Regions from separate parts of the Mus musculus genome. Here regions 2 and 3 are each linked to region 1. Evidence: chromatin loops called from intact Hi-C (ENCODE). Cell type or tissue: gastrocnemius. All regions are shown on one strand. Each heading gives the region's core, and the rest is flanking DNA. Links, peaks and the distances in the headings are about the cores only.

What was found. Hi-C counts contacts between places; a loop is a spot of excess contacts. Peaks named below come from ENCODE experiments on the same cell type or tissue, not always from the same donor. Only the 100,000 strongest peaks of a DNase experiment are listed, where the experiment ranks them.
Region 2: it touches region 1 in a loop (10-fold over the local background); 36 of 42 quality-filtered maps call a loop at or near these places.
Region 3: a loop joins it to region 1, with 2.2 times the contacts of the local background. A loop is called at or near these places in 6 of 42 quality-filtered maps.

The regions. Positions count from the first base shown.
Region 1 is chr5:136,787,842-136,795,363 of GRCm38, reverse strand. The region is part of intron 3 of Col26a1 (collagen, type XXVI, alpha 1); the gene reads left to right. Among named protein-coding and RNA genes, the nearest start is that of Gm30654, 35 kb to the left of the region's middle. In gastrocnemius, for the core only: no CTCF peak of the experiment used is centred there; a DNase peak (open chromatin) is centred at 4,339.
Region 2 is chr5:136,878,589-136,886,110 of GRCm38, reverse strand. Col26a1 (collagen, type XXVI, alpha 1) reads left to right here and starts at 2,896. Exons shown (of 13, transcript NM_001346699.1): 1 at 2,896-3,261. The coding sequence starts at 3,104. In gastrocnemius, for the core only: no CTCF peak of the experiment used is centred there; DNase peaks (open chromatin) are centred at 3,190, 3,823 and 4,537; H3K4me3 peaks cover 1,552 bases; H3K27ac peaks cover 1,285 bases.
Region 3 is chr5:136,836,390-136,843,911 of GRCm38, reverse strand. Col26a1 (collagen, type XXVI, alpha 1) reads left to right here. Exons shown (of 13, transcript NM_001346699.1): 3 at 7,161-7,258. Among named protein-coding and RNA genes, the nearest start is that of Gm30654, 13 kb to the right of the region's middle. In gastrocnemius, for the core only: a CTCF peak has its summit at 3,664 (motif pointing left); a DNase peak (open chromatin) is centred at 3,680.

The sequences.
Region 1 (7,522 bases), core at 3,130-5,629:
TGATTATTTATTTATTTATTTATTGTAAGGATTGAATCTTGGGTTTCATGTATCACTGATCCACGCCCCCAGCCCCTCCCTGGGGGATTCTAGGCAGGGGCTCTACCACTGAGCCAAACTGTATCCCAGTTGTTGTTTTGTTTTTGTTTTTGTTTTTGTTTTTAAACAGAATCTCACTAAGTTGCCCAGATTGGCCTTGGATACATTCTTTAGGTCAAGTTTTTGACAACAGGACAGACTCAGTGGTAAAGTACTTGCTTAACACGCATGAGGTCCTAAATTCAATCCTAGACCACAAAATCCACCCATCCACCCACCTACACATTCACAACCCTCCCACCCACCTACCCATTCACAACCTTCCCACCCACCTACCCATTCACAACTCTCCCACCCACCTACCCATTCACAACTCTCCCACCCACCTACCCATTCACAACTCTCCCACCCAACTACCCATTCAGACACCCACTCACTCACCTACCCACCTACCCATCCATTCATCTATCCACCAACATACCCATCTACCCACCCACTCACCTATCCATCTACCCCCACCCCACCCCCACCCAATCCACCCACTGGTCCACCCACCTATCTGAAAGAAAGGAAATAATGACCCAGAGTCGTGTTCTACTGAAGAGAAACCTGCTGTCTGTCTCAGCAGCTAAGAGAAATCCTGGTCAGAGTCCTGAGAGGCAAGAACTTCATGTTCCAGAGAGACACCAAAATCAAATTGGCAGGAGGGAGAACCTGAGGCAAAGAGCTAAAGAGCATACATGGAGGGTGTTGACGATGATGTATAGGGCACCCCTCAGTGCTGCGGAATAGCAAAGAAATCATGAGTTCCAGAAGAAACCAGCCCAGCCCCACCTTCACATGGCTTCCCTGGGGAAGCAGTGTGAGAAACTGAGGGGATAGGATTGGGGCGGAGTTGGGAGGGCGGGTCAGCAAACGCCAGGACAGAGCTGCTGGCGGGGGTGGGGCGGTGGAGAGGCACAGGGGACAGGGCGGGCAGGGTCAGGAGGATCCCTCGGGCTCACTGCCTGACCTACTCCATCTAATTGGTGAACTCTGGACCAATGGAAAATTCTGTTTCAAAGGAGATGAATAGTGTTCCCGAGAATAATACATGTGGTTGTCCTCTGGCACACACGCACTTGCATGCACTTGCACGCGCGCGTGCGCGCACGCGCTGGCGCACTCACACGGGTGCAGAGAGACAGAGAGAGATTAAAAAGAAGGGACTGGAGAGATGGCTCAGCAGTTAGGAGAACTTGCTGCTTTTGCAGGGGATCCATGTTCTGTTCCCAGCACCCACATAGTGGTTCACAGCCCCTGCACCTCTGATTCCGGGGGTCTGACGCCCTCTTCCGGTCAATTTGGGCACTGCATACATGTGATATGCATACACTCTCGCAGGCAAAACACTCAAATACATTAAAAACTAATTTTAAAAGAGAAGAGAAAAAAGTAAAGAAACGAAAGTTTTTTAAAAAACTAAGACAAATACCTCTTTACATCTTATTACTTACTTATTTATTTATTTATTTATTTACTTACTTATTTACTTATTAAGTGTGTTTGTGTGTGTCTGCATGCCCTCACAGGCCATGGCAATCCTGTGAAACAGGACAACTTGTGGGAGCCAGTTCTCTCCTTTCAGCTTGAGGGTCCCAGGGATCACATTCTGCCTGTCAGCATTGGCAGCAAATGACTTTACCAATAGAGCCATCTCACCAGCACCAAATAAACTCATGGATGGGGGGAAAACAGGCCAAACAGCTAAGAGATGGACAGGCATTTGCCTGAAATGGCCTAGTCACCATAGGTGACATGCCAGACCCTAAGTCACCGGTGTAGGAAAGAGCTTCCTGCCCACCTTGCTCCAGTTCTTGTGGCTCTAAGAAGTTTGTGTGTACGTGTGCGCATGTGTGCACATGGGATGTGTGTGCATGTGTGCATGTGGGATGTGTGTGTGCATGTGTGTGCTCACATATGTGCATACGAGATGTGTGTGCGTGTGTACATGTGTACATGGGGAATGTGTGCGTGTGTGTACATACACTGGACCACACGTAGAAGTCAGTAACTTCCCCTCCTTCCATCTTGTTTGAAACAGTAAGCTGCCAGGCTGGCCTAAGACCTTCTGTGCCCAGCTTTTTCAGTGGGCTCGGGGAGTCCACTGAGGTCCACCCGCTTGCGAGGCAAGCAAACAAGAGGCCTCTCTCTTGACCTGTCTCCTACCCTGGAAGCCAAAACTCCTGACTTGTTCATCCATCCATCCTTTTGACCAATCTTCCAGGCTGGAGAAGATCATGGCTCCCATTAGAGGTCAAAGTCTCTAGATGAAAGTGCATTTCCCCCCCGCAGTCTTTGGGACAGATACCTCAGTCCTCCGTGATGGGGCCCTCAAAGTGCTGCCTCTGGTCTCCCTGCTGATTCTGCTGTGAGCGGCCGGCGGCCTCTGTCTCCTGCATATTGCGAGCACATGTGCTTACACACACAGGCCTATTCACAGTACGCCAGTGCTGAAAACCACATTAAAAATGAAAATCTGAGGAGAGGGAGGCACTCTGTAACATGCTTTATTTTATTTTCGTTCAGACCTGGAAAGAAACTCGCCTTGGCTGCTAATCAAAGAGGTGATGGGAGCCTCTTAGCAGAGACCAAAGCGTCCCTGCCTGTCTCTTGGGACAGTGGCTCTGGCTTGAAGCAGTTGAGAGAGGCTCCCCCAGACCATGGCTGGTCTATCAGCTGGACTTTTTCGTGTCGGCCTGGGTTCTCCTTCCATGGGACATGAGATCCCTTCCCTCTGCTCTCCCAGCCCATGTTCCAGAATGCAGAAATGGATTCTGGGCTAGGGGTGGGGTTGGGGGTGACCAGACGGACCTCCATTTACTTCTGGAAATGCAAACCCTTTTCAATCACTAGGACCTCATGGAAAGAGTGTATTTAAAGACCTTGGCCCAGGGGGCTGGTGAGACAGCTCAGGGGGTAAAAGTGCTTGCTTACAAGCATGAGGACCTGGGTTCGGATCCCGCATAACAAGTCAGGCATGATTCCTGGGATGCCTTTAACTCGAAGACTGTGGAGGATGGCTGGAGCTTGTAGGTTGCTATCCTGGCTGAAAACACAAGTATCCGGGTTCAGGGAGAGCCTCTGACCTGAATAATAAAGCCGAGAGAGAGAGAGAGAGAGAGAGAGAGAGAGAGAGAGGAGGGAACATGGCATTCTTCCTAGGGCTCCATGTGCATGTGTGTGTATGTATATACACCACACACACACACATATGTGCGCATGCGCGCACACGCACGCGCACGTGCATATACCCCTACCCCACAGGCATGGCAGTGTGTGCTGTAATTTGAGCACTGAGGAGGCAGAGACAGGCAGGTCCCCTGGACTTACTGGCCGGAAGCGTAGTCTACTTAGTGAGTTTTGGTTCAGTATGAGATCGTGTCTCTAAATAATTACAGTGTCTGAAAAAGATGACAGCCGAGGTTGTCCTCTAGCTTCTGTGTGCCTGCCACGTGCGCGCGCACACACACACAAGCACACATATGCACACACAAAAAAATAAGATATTAGGTGAGGAGGTGGACAGTGATTCCAAGTCCCACGGTGGTAGGATGGGAAGGTGTTCTGGCTGACTCCAGATCTGTACTGTAGAATTTGTACCAGACCTCTGAAGAGCCTCAGTTAGACAGACAATGGTCACAACACACTAAGATTTGTGCCCCTGCATCCTGGCCCTCCCAATGTCCAGCATCCTTCCTGTGTGCTCCATAGTCCCTTCACCCCACACACATTGAGAAGCTAAGCTCTGAGTTGTGGCTGTAGCTCAATTTGGAGAGGGCTTGTCTAGCCTAGATTTCATCCCCAGCACCACATACTGGCACATATAGACACATGTCCGTAATCCCAGCACATGTGAGGTGTATCCAAGAGGGTCAGGAATTCAAGATACATAATGAGTTCAAGGCCAGCCTGGCCTACATAAGAACCTGTCCCAACAAAACAAAACAAACAAGCGACTCCCCTTTAGCTCCCTAGAAACACTTCTAATTCTTGCTTGATGACAAGCACCCCATTTAACTAACCCATTGGCTACTGAATCGCAAATCTCAAAGCCCTGCCTAGTTTTTTGCTGCTATTGTTTTTTGTCCGTTGCTAGCCTGTTGTTCTGCTGTCTGTGGGGCGCCTTTGAGCCACCTCAGCTGCACTAGTTGTCACCCCATCAAGAGTAAGCTGTCTAGCTCCACTCTGCTTGGCTACAAGCCAAACAGCAACTATTGGCGAACACAGATGTCTTTGTGCAAAGCCGGCAAAGACAACCTCTCATGGAGGTGCGTGGCTGCCACCTGCTGGACGGATGTGGTACTGACCATAGGAATTCATGGGACCTGGCTGGGATTGTACAGGTTCAGCGCCTGGGTTCAGTAACCTTGGACCTGCTCATATCTTCTCTTCCAATGACCCGGAGCTATTGCTCGCTCACCAGGGGCATGTGAACATGGCAGATAGGCATGTAGAGTACTTTAGAGACAGAACCCCTCCTGTAGAGATGGCTCTGTGGTTCAGCTGATGGAGTGCTTTCCTATAGCTCAGGAGGCCCTAGATTCCGTCCAGCACCGTGGTGCATACCCTAATTCCTGTACTGGGGATGGGGGAGGCAAGAGGATCAGGAAATTAAAGTGGGCCTTGGCCACATAGGGGGTTCAAGATCAGTTTGACCTAACTGTAAGATTCTTTTTAAAAACAACAGCAAAAAAAAAAAAAACAAAAAACAAAAACAAACAAACAAACTCAAACTTCAGTTCCAACAGAGTGCATTCTTTCTTTTAAGAACAATCAATTTCTCACCTATAAAATGGGAATACTGATAACACTGGTAATACCTTCCTTGTAGGGATGTGGTGAAGTTTATCTGGTGAATATTTGTTAACTGCTTAAAACAGGATCCAGGGTATAGCCTGGTGGATGCTCACTTGCCTAGTAGATGCTCAGCTAGCCCTGGATCCCACCAATTGTATTGTCATGCATGCACACCTAACAGTATATATTAATGTTAATGCAATTCAAACGGTAATTATTATCAAATATATTTCATATATTGATGTGATGTGTAAAGAGAAGACAGAAGATACATACATAGTGAACAGAGACATAGATATAGCTAATAAACATGGTAGGTAGATCTGTAGACTGAAAATAGATAATAGATAAATGATAGATAGAAAGACAGACAGATGATAGATAGACAGTGATAGATAGATAGATAGATAGATAGATAGATAGATAGATAGATAGATAGACACGTGACACATGATCGCTAGGGCCTGACCATCCCACCCTGCCTCTTATGAATGGCTTTCCCTTGTAGCTCTGAAAGTTTTTCATCACAAGCTGGGTGGCACCCCTCCATTCTGCCTCCAGGCTGCCCCTCCTAAGGCAAAAATCTTACAGCGGCTGCCTTAGGCCCTCAGGTGCCCTTTTGTTTGTGGGGATGTTGTGTTTTAAGACTGCTACCATGTAGCTGAGGTTAGTCCTCCAGACTCAGCCTCTCAAATGCTGGCATCACAAGCATGCACCACCATGCCTCGCTTTAATGCCTTCTGATGCCTCTGAGCTGTGAACCCGTCATCTGCAGGGACAGAGCCTCGTTTGGCTCTGAATTTCCAGGACCTAGTTTAACTCTGATCTCAGAAGGGAGGTTGAATAATACAACATGGAGACAGGCCTGGGTTCCATCCATTGCTTGTGATGCCCATGTCTCTGTATGTGTTTGCACTATACCTACATCTACATCTATTTGTGGCTGTCTGTAAGGTGCTAGCTATGTAAGCATGAGGATTGGAATTTGATATTCAGAACTCACATGATGGTTATGGCTCTGTGCACTTTGTAAATCCAATGCTGGGGGCCGGGTGGGGGCATGGAGAGACAGGTGGATCCCTGGGGCTTATTGGCCAACCAGCCTAGTAATTGCTCTGCCTCAGATCCCAGTGAGAGAGAAACCTGATTTCAAGAAAACAGGGTAGACAGTTCTGGAGGAAAGACACACACACACACATACACACAAACACACATGCATACACTACATGCATATATATATACTCATATGCACATATACACACAAAGGCCTGACATAAACTGACCACCACAGAGAGCATTGTTGTCTTCTGTCACTGAGTTAATGAGATTTCATCTCAAAAACAAAACAAAACAAAACAAAAAAAACTCTAAAGCGTGCATAACAACCTGGTGTGCAGCACATTTGCAGCTCAGGACACTGGCCTTTGAGGTTAAGTTGCTTGGGTTCCCTTAGCCAGGAAAGGGGTTCTATCTGGGTTCTAGCCGAAGATGGCTGAGTGCAGAGGTTAGGTTGGCCCATGTCCTGGATGCCTTCCTGGGGGTGGGGTGGGGGACACTGGAAAGCATGCTGGTCTCTGGGGGTTATTAGTCCCTGCTCTCCTATCCCTCAGAGGACTAGAGGACTGGACACCAAGAGTCCTGCGCTTCAGTTCCATTTCTGTTGATGTGACAAAACACTAGGGAAGGAGAGGGTTTGCTTGGGCCCTAGAGGTCACAGTCCATCACTGAAGGAAGTTCGGGCAGGCATTCAGGCAGGAGCTAGAAGCTGAAATCATGGAGAATGCTGCTTACTGGCTCACTCACAGGCTCATGCTTAGATAACGTTCTAATACAGGACCACTTGCCCAGGGAATGGAGCTGCCCATAGTGGGCTGGGCCCTCATATCAATTAATAGTCAAGACAACCGCATACAGATATATCCGCACAGACCAATCTGATCAGGGCAAGTCCTCAATTGAGACTCCCTTGTCAACATGTCTATGAGGTGTCATGTTGACAGGTAAAGCTAAGATGACAGGTGTGCCATCAGCAGACCGGGCCCAGACCGGGCCCAAGCTCCAGCTCTGCCCCTGGCTTCTGCATGTCACAGGAGGGTCGCTAACCTCTCCAGACAGCTTCATCGTGCTACCATCTGCCTTTGGGGAGTGGAGATTTTGTAAATTGACTCCAAAGACAAGGTGTCCTTCTGAAGTAGTCTGGGGTGAAGCGTCTATGGAAAGTCTAAGAAGCTTGGTGGTTGTCCCTTCGACAGGAAATGAAAGCCCGGAATTGAATGGCTAAATTTCAAGTGAGAAAGGACACTGTTTTAGAACAAATATGGGTGCCTTCAAACACCCATAATTGTAAACTGGAAATGGCCATATTTGAAGTCAGAATCAGTGTCATTTAAACCGGAAGTGTGGTAGCTTCACATCAAATTCTGTTCCTTCTGCGATGTATCTTTCTCTGTCGTCTCTGACGTAGAGCTCGTACACACAAAAACAAAATGCCTAGGAAATTCCATTTGGATGGCTTTCCTTCCTGCCTAGCTAAAGGAGAAAGCTGGTTGTGTTTCTCTGGAATTGTTGGGGAAATGTATTAGTTGAAGACTCTAAAAAGAGATGGCCGTTCTGTCGCCAGTTTGGAATGCTGAAACCCCGTATA
Region 2 (7,522 bases), core at 3,116-5,615, 91 kb before region 1:
TAACATTATTTTGCTTTAGGGACAAAGTCTCATGTAGCCCAGGCTGGCCTCAAATTCTTTATGTAGCCAAGGATGACCTTAAATTCCTGACACTCTTGTCTCTGTTTCTTTTCTTTCTTCTTTCTTTTTTTGTTTTGTTTTGTTTTTTGTTTTTACTGTTTTTTTTTTTAAAGATAGGGTTTTCTTTTTCTTTTTTAAGATTTATTTATTTATTTTATGTATATGAATACGCCATTGCTCTCTTTAGACACACCAGAAGAGGGCATCAGATCCCATTACAGATGGTTGTGAGCCACCACGTGATTGCTGGGAATTGAACTCAGGTCCTCTGGAAGAACAGTCCAGGCCCCTAAGATAGGGTTTTCAAAGACAGGGTTTCTTTGTGTAGCCCTGGCTTCCTGGAACTCTCTCTGTAGACCAGGCTGGCCTCGAACTCAGAGATCTGCCTCTGCCTCTGCCTCTGCCTCCCAAGTGCTAGGATGCTGGGATGAAAGGTATGTGTCACCACTGCCAGGCTCCAAAGTTGCTCCCCTTGAAAACACTTTCAGGTGCAGCACCACCCAGCAGTGGGGAATGGGAGAGAGCGTGTAGAAAGCGTCTGTGGTATCTAGTCTCACTCCCCCAAAGAGAATAGCTGCCGCTGAGGCCCATTCCACAGCACCAGCTGTGTGACCTTAGAGGAGTCACTTAACCTCTCTGAGCATCCTCGTCTATAGCAAACCAAAAGAATGCACTCACTGTGCCTTGTGTACAAATGCCATAATGAAAGCCACGACTTTGTTTGCCAATTAATAAAAATTGCTTTAGAAAACAATAACAACCTGGGCTGGGTCCGCTCACCTAGGCAGGGTGACATATACATGTAATCCCAACGATCAAGAAAAGGAGACATGCCAGGCACGGAGGCGCACACCTTTAGTCCTGGCGATTGAGAGGCAGAGACAGTTTGTGTCTGTGAGTCTGAGGTTAGTCTAGTCTACAGAGCTAATTCCAGGGCAGCTAGGGCTACACAGAGAAACCCCATTTTAAAAACTCCAAAGGAAACAAAAAGCAACTTCAAATAGTTGTGTGCACCCACTGCTCTCTTGGAGACAGGAGTAGATTGATGACGTCAAAGCATGAGCAGTAGAGGATTAAGGACACACACACACACACAGAGAGAGAGAGAGAGAGAGAGAGAGAGAGAGAGAGAGAGAGAGAGCGCTAGGGATCTGATCTACATCCTTGTATAAGCTGCGGACAGTCTACCACTGAGCCACGCCCCCAGCCCCTCACTGGGGGATTCTAGGCAGGGGCTCTACCACTGAGCCACGCCCCCAGCCCCTCACTGAGCATTTTGGGCAGGGGCTCTACCACCGAGCCACAGCCCAGCACTTTGCTGGGAGGATTCTGGACAAGAACTCTGAGCTACATTTTCAGGAATCTCCCCCGACCCTGCGCCCATCTGAGACTGGTTCTCACTATATGGTTTAGGCTGGATTCAAAGTCTTGTACCTATTGCTTGGGGCTGGAATTATAGTCTCCCACACCATCTGGCTTTAGGACTGTTGTTAGGAAAGAGTGAGCCACCCACTCTGTTGACTTGCTATCTGGTCTAATATAGTCCTATAGATACATAACTCACAGGTACCTTCTAGCATGGGTACCCCAATATATCACACTCAACTCTCTTTACCTTCTTCCCTAAATTGCCCATCCCTTCCCGAGAGTTCCTCCAATCCCAACTTAGTTCTTTTGTCTGTTACCAAGTCTTGTGATGTAGCCCAGGCTGACCAATACTCCTGCTTCCAACTTCCTAGAACTGGAATCGCAGATATGCACTGCCGTGCTCAGCCTGGCTCTGTTTTATTTTGTGGAATGTCCACCCTTCCCAAGTTCTCATGGGTCTCGGAGGCCGGGTTTACTCTTCACAGAGTAGATAGCCCCTTCATGGGATGCGCGTCTTAGACCTAGGACCTTTTTTCACACCCCCCATCCATGTCTCCCTCGGGCTCTGAAGGGTTTGGAGGACCCCCACTTTATGGGGAGGGGTGTTCAGCGCCTCCTCCCAAAGGAATCTGAAGTGTGCCTCATGGATACCGGCGACATTCAACAAATGGTTAGCTCACAGCCTCCTCTTCACCTGGATTTGAAAATACTCTTGTCTTCTAACCTTCCCTCCACACCGTGACTAACGAGAAAGACCAGAATATTCCACATTGCTGTCAACTGGCCTGTGCTGTGGGTGCTACTATCAGATGCAGAACCCCGTTTGTACTTTCTGGGTTACTGTTGTCACTATGAAGCTTAGGCTGGCCCCAAATTCACAATCAGCATGTGGAGCCTTGGGATTATAGGGGTCACTACCACACAAGCTAGGCTTAAGTGTGTGTGTGAGAGGGGGCTTATGCACACGCGTGTGCATGGGTAAATTGAGGCTAGAGAGTAACATAGGGTGTCCGGCTCTAGTCCTCTTGTTTTCTTACCTCCATTCAAGGTTTCCCTCACTGAACCTTGAGCCCGGTCAGAAGCCCCAGGGCTGGAGGCTCTAAGGATGGGGTTAAGTGTCATGGCAGGCTTTTTATATGGGTGTCAGGTTTCTGTAGCACACACTTTTACCACAGAACCTTGCTTAACTTTCCTTGAGTCCAAGATCTACCTCTGAAAAATGGAGATAGTGATATCTCACAGTGTCACGGTGTTTGATCAAAGACTGGGTACTGAGAGGGACCAAATCCTCCTCCACCTTGGTATGGAAAGTGCAAAATGTGTATAAGAGCCCACAATGTAAGATTTAGTGTTTGGAAACATGTGTGTCCCTGGGGGTACCCCCGGCTTGGTAGCCACCTCCTCAGTCCTGGACCGCTGAGGGTTAAAAAGAAAGACCCACGCCCCCTTCGACTGCGCAGAGCCCACCTCGCCGAATTTGAAAAGGCGGCCCTGGAGAGGCGTGGGCGCCCCCCCCCCCCAAGACGACTTCCACCTCCGACCCTGACTTCACGCCATCACCGGCTAGCTCCCTGCGCTCCAGCCTGGGGCAACAGGGTCAGTCCAGCGGTCTGGGGCACTCCTGATCGGCTCCCGGCTCCCGGGACCCTAGGTCCCCGCGGGAGAGCGGTGCAAAATGAAGCTGGTTTTGCTGTTACCATGGGCGTGCTGCTGCTTGTGCGGGTCGGCGCTGGCCACCGGCTTTCTCTACCCGTTCCCGGCAGCAGCCTTGCAGCAGCACGGCTACCCGGAGCAGGGCGCCGGCTCCCCCGGCAACGGCTACTCGAGTCGCCGGTGAGTAACGCCAGTGGCCGGGCCTGGGGGCACGATGGTTGGATCCCGGGACAGCGGGGGCTCGGAAGAGCCGTGACCGGGTACTAGTAACGCAGGACAGTGAGCCAGGGTCCCGGAGGGTTGGATCCAGCGACATCAGGGGCTGTGAAGAACATTGGCCCGGTGCTGGGGGACGCGGGATAGCGGACCAAGGACTGGACCACAGAAAAGGTGGTCGAATGTTAGGAAGCAGAGGCTCGACGGCGTGAGGGCCAGATCGTGGGACAACAGAGGATCCGAGGAGTTGAGGTCTGTTGGGTGTTGGGGTCGAAAGGCATCGAGTTTGAGGCGCCGCGGAGCTGGATCGTCGGGCAGTGGGGATTCTGAGGCGTAATGGCTAGGGGCTGGGGGCGCAGGAACTAGATCAAAGGACAGTGAGGACTCCGAGGAGTGGTGGCTGGATGTTGGGGTATTCAGGACACGGGGGCGTGAGAATTAGAGCCAGTGCGCGCTCCAAGGCGCAGTGACCCCCTGCTGAGTGCTCTGTGTTTGGGGACGCACCACAGAGACTAAGAGGCGAAGTGGTCCAGTGATTGGGAAGAAAGGACACGGGACTTGTACCACGAGGCCTGAGGGCACGGAGACCGAAAGCGAGATGGGGAACAGTGGGGTGGCCTCCGAGGCACAGTAGCCCAGTGCTAAGGACGCAGGCCTGGGGACTACGGACGCCTGGAACGCACGACCGTAGGAGCCTTGTGGTCGGGTGCAGGAGAGGGAATAGATATTGTGATCATTTGCTGGGACCCCGGGCCTAAAGAGTTCGGGGAGCCAACTTGTGTGAGAGGGGTTCTGGAAACCTGGGGCCTCAGACTTGGTGGTCTCCGGTCGCGCCCACCCGTCCTTTCCCTTTTTTTTTTTTTTTTGCCCTGTGCCCATCGGCCCTGGGCTTCGAATGGAGATGGCACCGACTTGCATCCGGGAGTCGTAGAGGGAGCTCCCGGGACTCACAAGACTCCGGGTTCAGTCCCCACGGAGTAGCCCGGCTCACCTGCGCGGCCTTGGCTTTGTGTTCTACAGTTCCCAGAGTTACCAGGCCATGAGTCCTTTCGGTCGCCTGGCGACACTGGAGAGCCCATTCCATTCGGCCTTTGGGGGTCGAGGCGGCCGAAGAAAGTTTGGCTGTCCAATTCACACTGGAACAGGGTACCCACCCCGATCCCACGGCTCCGCAGTGGGCTTGGTGGAGGCGCGGGGTCACTCAGCCCTCAGTGCCTGGACCTGTCCGTTGCTTCTCCATCTACCGCCAGGTGGCGCGCTATCCTCCTCCGATGGTTTAGCGCTGTCTCAATGGTTTTTGAATTCTCAAAGAAAAGGCAGCGCACCCAAATATATGTTACTGAGTTGTTTGCTAATCTTACCGAATTTAACTTTCCTATTTGACGACCTCTCCAATCCTCGCATCTGTACTAGCTCCACGCGGTGTATTTTGATCCTCACACCGCCACAGGATTAAGGAATTAAGTTACTATCTTACTGCTCTTGCATAGGACCTGAGTTTGGTTCCCAGCGTCCACTGCGTGGGTCTCCCAGAACGAACCCCCTTGCTCATATCTCCAGCGCCAGGCATCTGAGGCTCTCTTCTGGTCTCTGAGGGCGGGCACTGCGCTCACACGTGGGCACACACACACACACACACACACACGTACTTTAAAAAATAAAACTGCCGTTTGAATTGAGAGTCTCACTCTTTGAGTTCATTGTCAACACACAGGATTGACTGCCATCTTCGTTCTCCAAACTTGTTCTATCGTCGCTTTCTCACTGCCTCCCCCGTTATGGAAGCTAGGAAGTAGATCCCAGGTTCTATTATTGCCAGTTTGCCTGTGATTTTATTTTGTTGGGAAATAACTTTCTAAAAGCTTCTATTGGAAGAGAGCTACAAACACAAACACCCACAGCAGTGTGGACTGTGGACACTTCCATATGTGAAGATGAAAGCAAGCTTGGGAAGTTGTAGACCATTCTGTATAGTGTGAGCTGTGATTTCATTTTGGAACAAAACTGAACATGGGTGCTGGGGATTCAAACTTGGGTCCTCACACTTGTGCCGCAAGCTGCCTTACCCGTAGAGTCCTCTCTCCAGCTCCCTTGAAAACTTAAAATCTGGGATGGAGTTTCTCTAAGGTGCCTGGGCTGGTCTTACACTTGTGCATCACACGCTGGCCTCAGTCCGGTGACCCTTCTTCCTCAACTTCCAAAGTAGCTAAGGTTGCAGGCATGTACTGTTATGCCTGCCTTGGAAAGCAGTTTTTCTATGTGTTTATAATACTGTGTTTGAGCAGTTATTGAGTAGAGAGAGAGTCTTGGGACTAAGCCAGAGGACTACACACACAGACACACAGACACACAGACACACACAGACACACACACTTCCCCTAATCTCTAGATTTGCATCTCGGGATTCAGCCAAGTTTGGATAAGTAGATACCAGACTCAATGACCATGACCAGAAATGTTATCAGCGTTTGCAGCGAGGAGAGCAGAACGGTGCGTGCTGGGAGCCATGGAGCGTCATGCTTGGAAGATCCCTGACCTTTGCCAAGGTTTGCTGGTCGGGGTAGGAGAGGTGGTTCACAGGGAGCTGCAGTGCTGAGCTACTGTGCTTGCTGTACCAGGGGTTGGGAGGCTGAGACAGGAGGAGTCCTGGGACTTGCTGGCCAGCAAGGCTAGCTGAGCTATTGCGCTCCAGCTTCAGTGAGAGACCCAGTCTCAAAAAAGTCAAGTTGAGGGCCTTGACCTCTGCCCGCTCCCTGTGCACGCACACAAACACACCAAAACATGCGCACACACAAGTTCACGTGAAACTCGACTGCCTTCATTTTGTTTGGAGATATCTTCCAAAAGTTTCTATTAGAAGGATTCTCCAAACACACAGAGGGTTGCCTGCCAGTTTATCACTTTCATTCTGTTCGGAAATATCTTTTCAAAGTTCCTATTGGGAGAGATCTCCAAGCACCCACAAAAGTGTGGACTTTGTATGCTTCCATATGTGAAGATAGAAGTGAACAAGTCTCATACATTATAGAAGAGTACATACATACATACATGTATGGTGTGATGTCATTTATGGAACGAAGTGGTGCCACACAGCTTCCCCCACGACCCCTGTAGTCCAGGGATTGAACCCACTGCTTTGTACGTGTTAGGCAAGGGCCTTTTGAATTACTTTTATTAATAAAACTCTGTTAGCTAATTTGTATGTGTGTGAGTGTGCCATACGTATGTGTGCTGTGTGTGCATGTGTGTTTGGATGTGCATCCCTTTGCATACACATGTGACCAGAGGAGAATGTTCCAGATCTGTACCTCTCTGCCTATTCCTCCACAACACAATCTCTCATCTGAGCCCTCATGACCCAGATCATCTGGCTCTCTTTGATCATCTCTGTTAGAAACCCAGCATGGGTCTCTGTGTTGGAGTTACTTTGGGAAAACTACAAGAAAGCCCCTGATTTTTTTGAAGGCCATTTTTAAGTAGTCTTAGTGGTCTGTTGACGATCTCTCAGGATCCATGCTACCTGATATCGTCCCAATGAATGGCCTTGTTTAATCTCCCGGAACCTGTCTTCTGCTCCATATGATGAGGTTCCTGTGGAAACCACGGTGGGCATGAGATGCTGGCAGCAGAAGGGGATGCAGGGATTTGGGAGGTTGACAAATACTCATCTAGCCTCATTCATTTTTACATGTTCCAATTGTTTGTTTATGTGTGTACGCATGTCCACGTGTTGATATGTACGGGAGTTCACACGTATGTTCAAATGCCCCAATGAGCACACACATGTGGTGGACAGAGGACAATTTTGTGCATCCTTCCTGAGACACCATCTAGATTGGTTATAAGACGGTTTCTTACTGACCCGGACCTCACTGAGGAGGCTAGGCTGGCTGTCCAGCGAGTGCAAATCCTTATTTGACTCCCGGGCACAGGAACTTTGAGCATGTACTACCACACCTGGGTTCCTGTCCCCACAGGATCTGAGGATTATTGCTCTTGAAAGGCAGATACGTTACTGACTGAGTATCTCCCAGACCTCTCCTTTTTGCTTTTTGATACAGGGCCTCATATCATCCAGGCTAGCCTCGAAATCCCCAAGGATGATGCTCTGCTCCTGATCCTCCCGGGGTTGTGAGTGCTCATTTGCATACGTGGTGCATACATTGCGTGGGATTGAACCCAGGACCTCTCACACACCGGGCTAGTGTTCTACAACCTCGGCTAC
Region 3 (7,522 bases), core at 2,553-5,052, 49 kb before region 1:
TTCTCCCCCATTCCCCTTCCCCTTCCTCCTCTTCACCCTGACTGCGGAATCTCAGAGGCTTTCTTGTCTAGGTGATGCTTCCCACCTCTGTGGACCTGAGCTACAAACGGAAGCAGCTGTCTGCTGAGTCTGCTGTCTCTTCCCTGTTGCTCTTGGTGTGTACTTGTGTATGTGTGTAGGCGTGTGGTATATGCATGCAGAGTCCATAGATCTACCTCAGGTGGCACTAGTGTCACCATCTTGTTGTTTGAGATACAATCTCTTATGTAGCCTGGCACTTGCCAGTTTGGCTAGGCTAGATGGCTAGCAAGCCCAGGTATATACCTGTGTCCACATCCAACAGTTAACTTTTCTATTACTATTATTATGATGATGATGATGATGATGATGATGTAAATGTCCAGGCCAGAGGACACCTTTATGGAGCTAATTCTCTCATTCCACATTTGTAGTATGGATTCCAGGAATTGAACCCAGGTCTCCAGGCCTGTGTGGCAAGCCCTTCACACACTGAGCCATCTTGCTGGCCCATGGCCAGCATTTTCATATGGGTCTTGGGACTCAGGCAGGTTCTGGTCCTAATCATTTCAAGCACTCTACCCACTGATCTCTCTCTCTCTCTCTCTCTCTCTCTCTCTCTCTCTTTCTCTCTCTCTCTAGCCCTCATCTGATTTCATTGTTGTTTTTGAGACAGGCTCTCACTAGGAAGCCCAGGCTAATGTCAAACTCACAATTCTCTTGCCTAAGTTGTCTGTGGCTGCCCCTGGGGAATGCTAGAGGCCAAACACAACCCTCCTCCCGGAGGACTGCAGTGGGACCTCCCCTCCCTCCCTCCCTGCTGGTCCTCTGCTGCTCCTCAGGAGCTAATCTCCTTCCTCTGAGCAGTGCCTCCTTGTTTCCTGCGGAGGCTTTGCTACCTCCCAGCCTGTTCCTCTTCACCGAGGTCTCTGATGAGGCATCGGAGAACCAGGCAAGCAAGGGGGCTGGAAAGATGACCTGGCCAGTGAGAGAGGGATGCAAGACTCGTAGGATGAGGTCTTAGGATGAGCCAGTGGCTCCCAGACTGTGGCAGTACCCAGGCTCCCATTAAGAGACCTCACGTTACTACAGGGAGATGTCCTTTGAAGGCCAGAGGGTTATGGCCTCTACGCATCTATTTCCAGTAATTGAGTATCTCACCCCCATAGGAATACCTTTTGCAAATCTCTTTCTTTTAAAAATGTATTTATTCACTTATTTATTTAGTGTGTGTGTGTCCACATGTGTGCGTGCACCATGGCACACATGTGGCCGCCTCAAGACAACTTTCAGGAGTCAGGGCTCTCCTTCCACCTTGTAGGTAGGTCCTGGGGATTGAACTTGGGTGGTCAGTCTTGGCAGCAGGCACCTTTCCCAGCTGAGCCATCTTGCCAGTCCTTCTAATCTCCTTTGAAGCAACCTGCTTTTGGGCACACCTTGGACATTTCTGCAGACTTTCAGGATAGTCACTGAGAAGCTGTGGGTCTGTAGCAGGTCCCCCTCTGAGTTCTCTGCATGCCACATAATTGTGATTTTGACCATTTCTTTGGAGGACCTGTATGTCCTTGAAGGGCATGTTAGTGTCTTAGCTAGGGGTTCTCTTCTGTGAGAAAATATGAATGTAGTCTACCATCCATGTAAGTAAGACAGGAATTCATGACAGGGACCTGTAGGGAGGAGCTGACAGAGAGACCGTGGCAGAGTGCTGTTTAGCATCTGGCTGCCCATGGCTTGCTCAGCCTCCTTTCTTACAGCACCCAGCTAGGACTGCTCAGGGTCCAAGTCCACTGTGGAGGTCAGAGGAGGACGTCGAGTGTCCTCTTCTGTTACTTTTATCCATTTCCTTTAAGACAGGATCTCTAATTAAACCTGAGCTAGGCTGGCAGCCATCAGATCCCAGCAGTCCCCCACCTGGACATACCACAGCGCTGCAGTCCCCCTCCTGGACATACCGCAGCGCTGCAGTGCCCCTCCTGGACATACCACAGTGCTGAGGTTACAGTTCAGGCAGCCAGGTCCAGGCTTCATTTTTGAATGCTGGGGATTTGAACTCCAGTCTTCATGCCTGCACAGCAAACACTCTTACTCACTGAGCCACCTCCCAAGACTCCAGCAAAGAGCTTTGATACATCGCTTGGCAGACAAGAGCACACTCACTGGCCCCATTGGAGGCTTGAGTCTGTCAAGTGTATGCTGCTTTGAGTCTGACCTCCCTCTCCTCTGAGTGTCCGTTTTTCTCATTAAGTGAGGTCGTTTGTCCCTGCTGGGTCCCTGCTGGGTCCCAGTTAGCAGCCCTGATTCCCTTCCACACCTTTCCTTCCTTCCTGTCTGGCCTCGGGTGGAGATCTCTCATGAGGCAGGTCCCCTCCCTGGGAGAAGTACTCACCACTGAACTCAATGACCTGTGTCTGATCTCTGGGACCCACATGGTAGAAGGAGAGGACTGACTCCCACAAGTTGTCTTGTGACCTGCACACCTAAACATGTACACTAATGACGCCCAAAGCTGGGGCTGGAGAGATGGCTCAGAGGTTAAGAGGACTCACTGACTGCTCTTCTGAAGGTCCTGAGTTCAAATCCCAGCAACCACATGGTGGCTCACAACCATCTGTAACAAGATCTGATGCCCTCATCTGGAGTGTCTGGAAACAGCTATAGTGTGTACTTACATATAATAAATAAATAAATCTAAAACAAAAAAATAACGCACAAAGCTGGGGTAGAGTTAGCTTCATCACGCCACCTGGTATTGGCTGCTCACTCTTGTGTGCCTGCCTTGTCTAGCATTTTTTTTCCCTTTGTCCAGTGTGCTGAACAGTTTTCTCCCAAGTTGACAAGAGCTAAAGTCTCCATAAGACCCAGATGTAAGACGTTTTCTCAATTAGTGATTGATGGGAGAGGGCCCGGCCCATGGTGAGCAGTACCATCCCTTGGCTGGTGGTTCTGGGTTCTATAAGAAAGCAGACTGAGCAAACCACAGAGAGCAAACCAGTAAGCGGCACCCCTCCATGGCCTCTGCATCAGCTCCTGCCTCTAGGTTCCTGTTCTGTTTGAGTTCCTGTCCTGACTTCCTTCAGTCAATAGAAACCCTAAGCAGGAAAGCCAGAGTCTTACTACATAGCCCTACTTGACCTATAGACCACATAGACCAGACTGGCCTTGAATTCTCAGAGCTCTACCTGCTTCTGCCTTCTGAGACGCTGCATTCAGACTCTGTAAAGGCTTCTGCCTCCCAAGAGGCTGGGGTTAGAAGTGTACACTTCCATGCCCGCCTCCTTGTTCATGCTAACAATCCCCTTGCTTGCACAAAGCAGACGGTTGGGAATGTTTTGCTGAGCGTGTGAATAACTTATAACCAAGCTCTCTTACAAGATGTGTAGGAGGGGAAGAGGAGGGAGCTTGTCAACTCTGCCCAGGGGACAGAGGGAACATTTGAGTTTCACTGTGAAGGGTCATTGAGAAGAAGAAGGAAGGGTATATAGGGAGGGGAACTTTTGTGTGCACAACCAGGTTTGACAGAGGAGGATGAAGCACCCCTAGGCTCCGTCTTAGGGAGGGAGATAGCTCACAAATTCATACTGAAGCCCTCTGGATATCCAGGAGACTAAGTTGCCCTTCAAACGTAGCATTGGTCGGCCAGGCTGGCGAAACAGCGCCACCCACTGGTGGAGTCTGTGCTTGTCGTTGGCGCAGGCTAGGAGCTTTGCAGAGTCGGAATGATGGCACCAGTCAGCAGAGTGGTCCATAGTGAGCCAGAGGAGAGCTGTACTGGAGGATCAAGCTCTCCTCCTGCAGTTCAGGAACCTGAAAGCAGCAGCCTCAGGAAGCTCCTGGAAGGAAAAGTGCTCTCAGGCATGAGATGGCCAGGGCAGACTGACTGGACCCTGGAGCGATTCCACAGTGCCACGGACATCCAGCAGTGGGGCTGTTAAAGTTGCTAAACAAACTTCTGCCTCAGTTTCTTCATATGCAAGCTTGGAATGATCATGGCCTCTTGACTTGCTCTACATGAACATATATAAACCACTCAATTCACCGTATTAGGGCCAGCAAGACGGCTCAGCAGAAAAAGGTGCTTGCAGCCAAGCCTGAGGACCCAAGTTTGATTCCTGGGACACACACAGTGGAAGGAGAGAGCAGACCCCTGAAAGTTGTCCCTCCGTGATCTCTACAGGTGTGCTGTGGCACGTGCTGAGCGCTCTCCACACAATAATAATAAAAAGGTGGTTTTAAATGTTCTGTTTTGGGGTAATAATTGTTTTTGTGTACATGTGCACTTTTTAAAAATTTAAAGATTTTAAAATGGTCTTTAATGAAGGGAAATCTCTGTGTGGGAGTATGTGCACACTAGCTCAGGTGCCTCTGTAGGCCAGAGGCACTGAGTCCCCAGAGTGGGAGTTACAGGCAGCTGTGAGCTGCCCAATGTGGGTGCTTGGAGTTAAACTCAGGTCTTCTGGAAGAGCCGGTCATAGTTTTAATGTTTGCGCATCTCTGCAGTCCCTTACTTATTTTATTCTCTGTGTGTGTGTGTGTGAGTGTGTTGCTTGCGTGTGTATATGTGCACCATGTATGTAACCACCTCAGAGCTCCTAAGAGGGATGTCTGTGCCCTGGAACTGGCCTTCTAGATGGTTGTGAGTAGGTTGCTTGGAAACGGACCTGGGCCCTCTGCAAGAACAGTAGGTGCTCTTAACCACTGAGCCATCTCTTTGGTTCTCTTACTGGCCTGGAACTCAGCGAGTAGGCTAGACTGGCTGGCCAGTGACCCTCAGGGGTTCTCCTATCTCCACCTCCTCCGGGCTGGGGTTACAAGTGCTTGCCACCACAGCTGGCATTGTCACACGATTGACGAGGATCAGAACTCGGGACTTCAGGCCTGACCAGCAATCGTGTGACCAGCTAAGCCGTCTCTCCAGCATCATCACTTAAAATGTGGACTGTAGTACCTCTCAGTGGCCAAAGGCTGGGAGAGAGAGGGGCAGTGTGTAGAGGGAACTGTCCCACCCCAGGTAGAGCAGGGGACATGTAGCTAAACGGTGGAGACCATCTCTGGCTCGCGGAATGCTCACGAGGCACATCTTGGAGGAGACCTTCAAGAGTTCCCACAAGCAGAGCCTATTCCTGAAGTCCCATTTTAGAAATGGCTGTGATTTGTGGGTTTTCCTGTCAACAGGGAAGCTTCAGATGCTGCCACCAATTAACTCCTCATTTCTCCATTCGCCCATTAAATCACCCCATGACAGTGGATTTAAATGTTTGTGAAGCCAAGCCGCCTTGTGTGGAAGGGGGATTGGTACAGACACGTTAAAGCAGAAAGCTGGAGTAACACACAGGAGCCGGGGCTTGCGATCTTGACCATATAGGTTTTGTTTTGGTTGGTTGTTTGTTCTTTTTGTTTGTTTTGGGGGGTATTTTATTTGTTTGAGACAGGGTCCCAGTATGAATAGCTTAGACTGGTCTCAAACATGAGGTCCTCAAACTTCAGTCGCCCCAACTGCTAGATTCACAGATGTGCACCATAACACTGGGCTTCATTTCATTTCTCTTCTTTTCTTTTCTTTTCTTTTCTTTTCTTTTCTTTTCTTTTCTTTTCTTTTCTTTTCTTTTCTTTTCTTTTCTTTTCTTTTTTCTCTTTTTCTCCTCCTTTCTTTCTTTCTTTCTTTCTTTCTTTCTTTCTTTCTTTCTTTCTTTCTTTCTTTCTTTCTTTCTTTCTTTCTTTCTTTCTTTTCGAGACAGGGTTTCTCTGTGTAGTCCTGGAACTCACTTTGTAGACCAGGCTGGCCTTGAACTCAGAAATCTGCCTGCCTCTGCCTCCCAAGTGCTGGGATTAAAGGTGTGCGCCACCACACCCGGCTTGATTTCACTTTTTAACCTTTCTCTGTGTGTGTGTGCACGAGCATACGCACATACACAGTGCACAAGTAGAAGTCAGAGGCTTTGGGAACTTGCTCTCTCCGCCCACCGTGTGAGTCTGGGGCAATCAGACTCAGGTCACCCATTTACCCATCATTCCATTACACCAGCCCTTTAACCTCCCTTTTGAGACTCAGCCTGGAGCTCACCGACTTGGCCAGGCTGACTGACCAGCAAGCCCTAGGGAGTCTCCTGTCCCCACCTCCCGAGGGCTGGGATAATGAGCGCACATCCCCACACCTGGCATTTTAATGTGTGTTCTGCATTTCAAACTCACATCTGGTACACACAAGGCAAGCACTGTACCGACCGCACTGTCCCCTCAGCCCTGCTCTAAACCTTCTTGATGTGCCTGGTTAGAAACATTTTAACTGAGGAAGGATTCTAATGTGGCTGTCTGAATTTTAATCAAAACGCATTTGCTGAGGGTGAGCACCGTTCTGATCACAGTGCAACCCCAGTCTTGCTTACTCAAGACTGTGAGACACTTCTCCACAGCAGCTGGGTGTACTTACAAAGCTAGAGAAAGACAGGGGTGAGCAGGGTCAGGTGGTACGTGCCCGGGTGAGCAATCCAGATACTCAGAGGCAGAAGCCAGAAGATTGCGTGGTCAGGCCTACCCAGGACAGTACAGACTATGTTTGAGATCAGCCAAGTCAACTTAAAACCCTGTCTTACAAAGAGGGCTGAAGGTGTTCGGTGGGAAAATGCCTACCTAGAATACCCAGTGAGGGGCTGGGGGCGTGGCTCAGTCATAGAGCCCCTGCCTAGAATCCCCCAGTGAGAAGCTGGGGGCGTGGCTCAGTGGTAGAGCATCTGCCTAGAATCCCCCAGGGAGGGGCTGGGGGCGTGGCTTAGTGGTAGAGCCCCTGCCTAGAATCCCCCAGGGAGGGGCTGGGGGCGTGGCTCAGTGGTAAAATGCTTGCCTAGAATCCCCCAGTGAAGTGCTGTGGGGAGGGCATGTCTTTGTAGTATAGTACCTGCTTGGCATCCTCTAGTGAGGGGTTAAGAGAAGTAAGAAGAGTCTAGAAGGACCCTGATTCCTGTCTGGGTCTCCTGGGCTGGTGATTTGTCTCTAACCACAGAGCCAGTGAGCACAAAGCTGAGGTGACAGGTCAGCTGTCCTGCTGTCCTCCCAAACTCTAAGTAGGCCGGGTACCTTCAGCAGCCAGTCGGGGTGGATGGGCAGGAGTGCATGCCCCACTGACCGCGTCCTTGTGTTAGTTACAGGACTCTCATTAGACCGACCTACCGGGTTTCCTACCGCACGGTGACTGCGCTGGAGTGGAGGTGTTGCCCAGGATTCACCGGAAGCAACTGCGAGGAAGGTAAGTAGGAGCTGGAACGCTAGCCATCGAGGCTGTAAGGGCTATGGGTGTTTCTGTCCTCACCCGCCGTGTGCCCTGGGTCCGCTGGTTCCCTTTCTGCTCTACGTGCTTTGAGAACTGGAGTTCTTTACTCTTCTGACGATCCCTGAGCCCGGTACTCTGGGCAAAGCGGTTCACCATGCTTGTGGCCAGTCTGGGTTCCTATTTACACTGGCTGGATGGGAAGTGGGGGAGCCTCAGCAGCTCTGATCTCGGAGAGGGAAT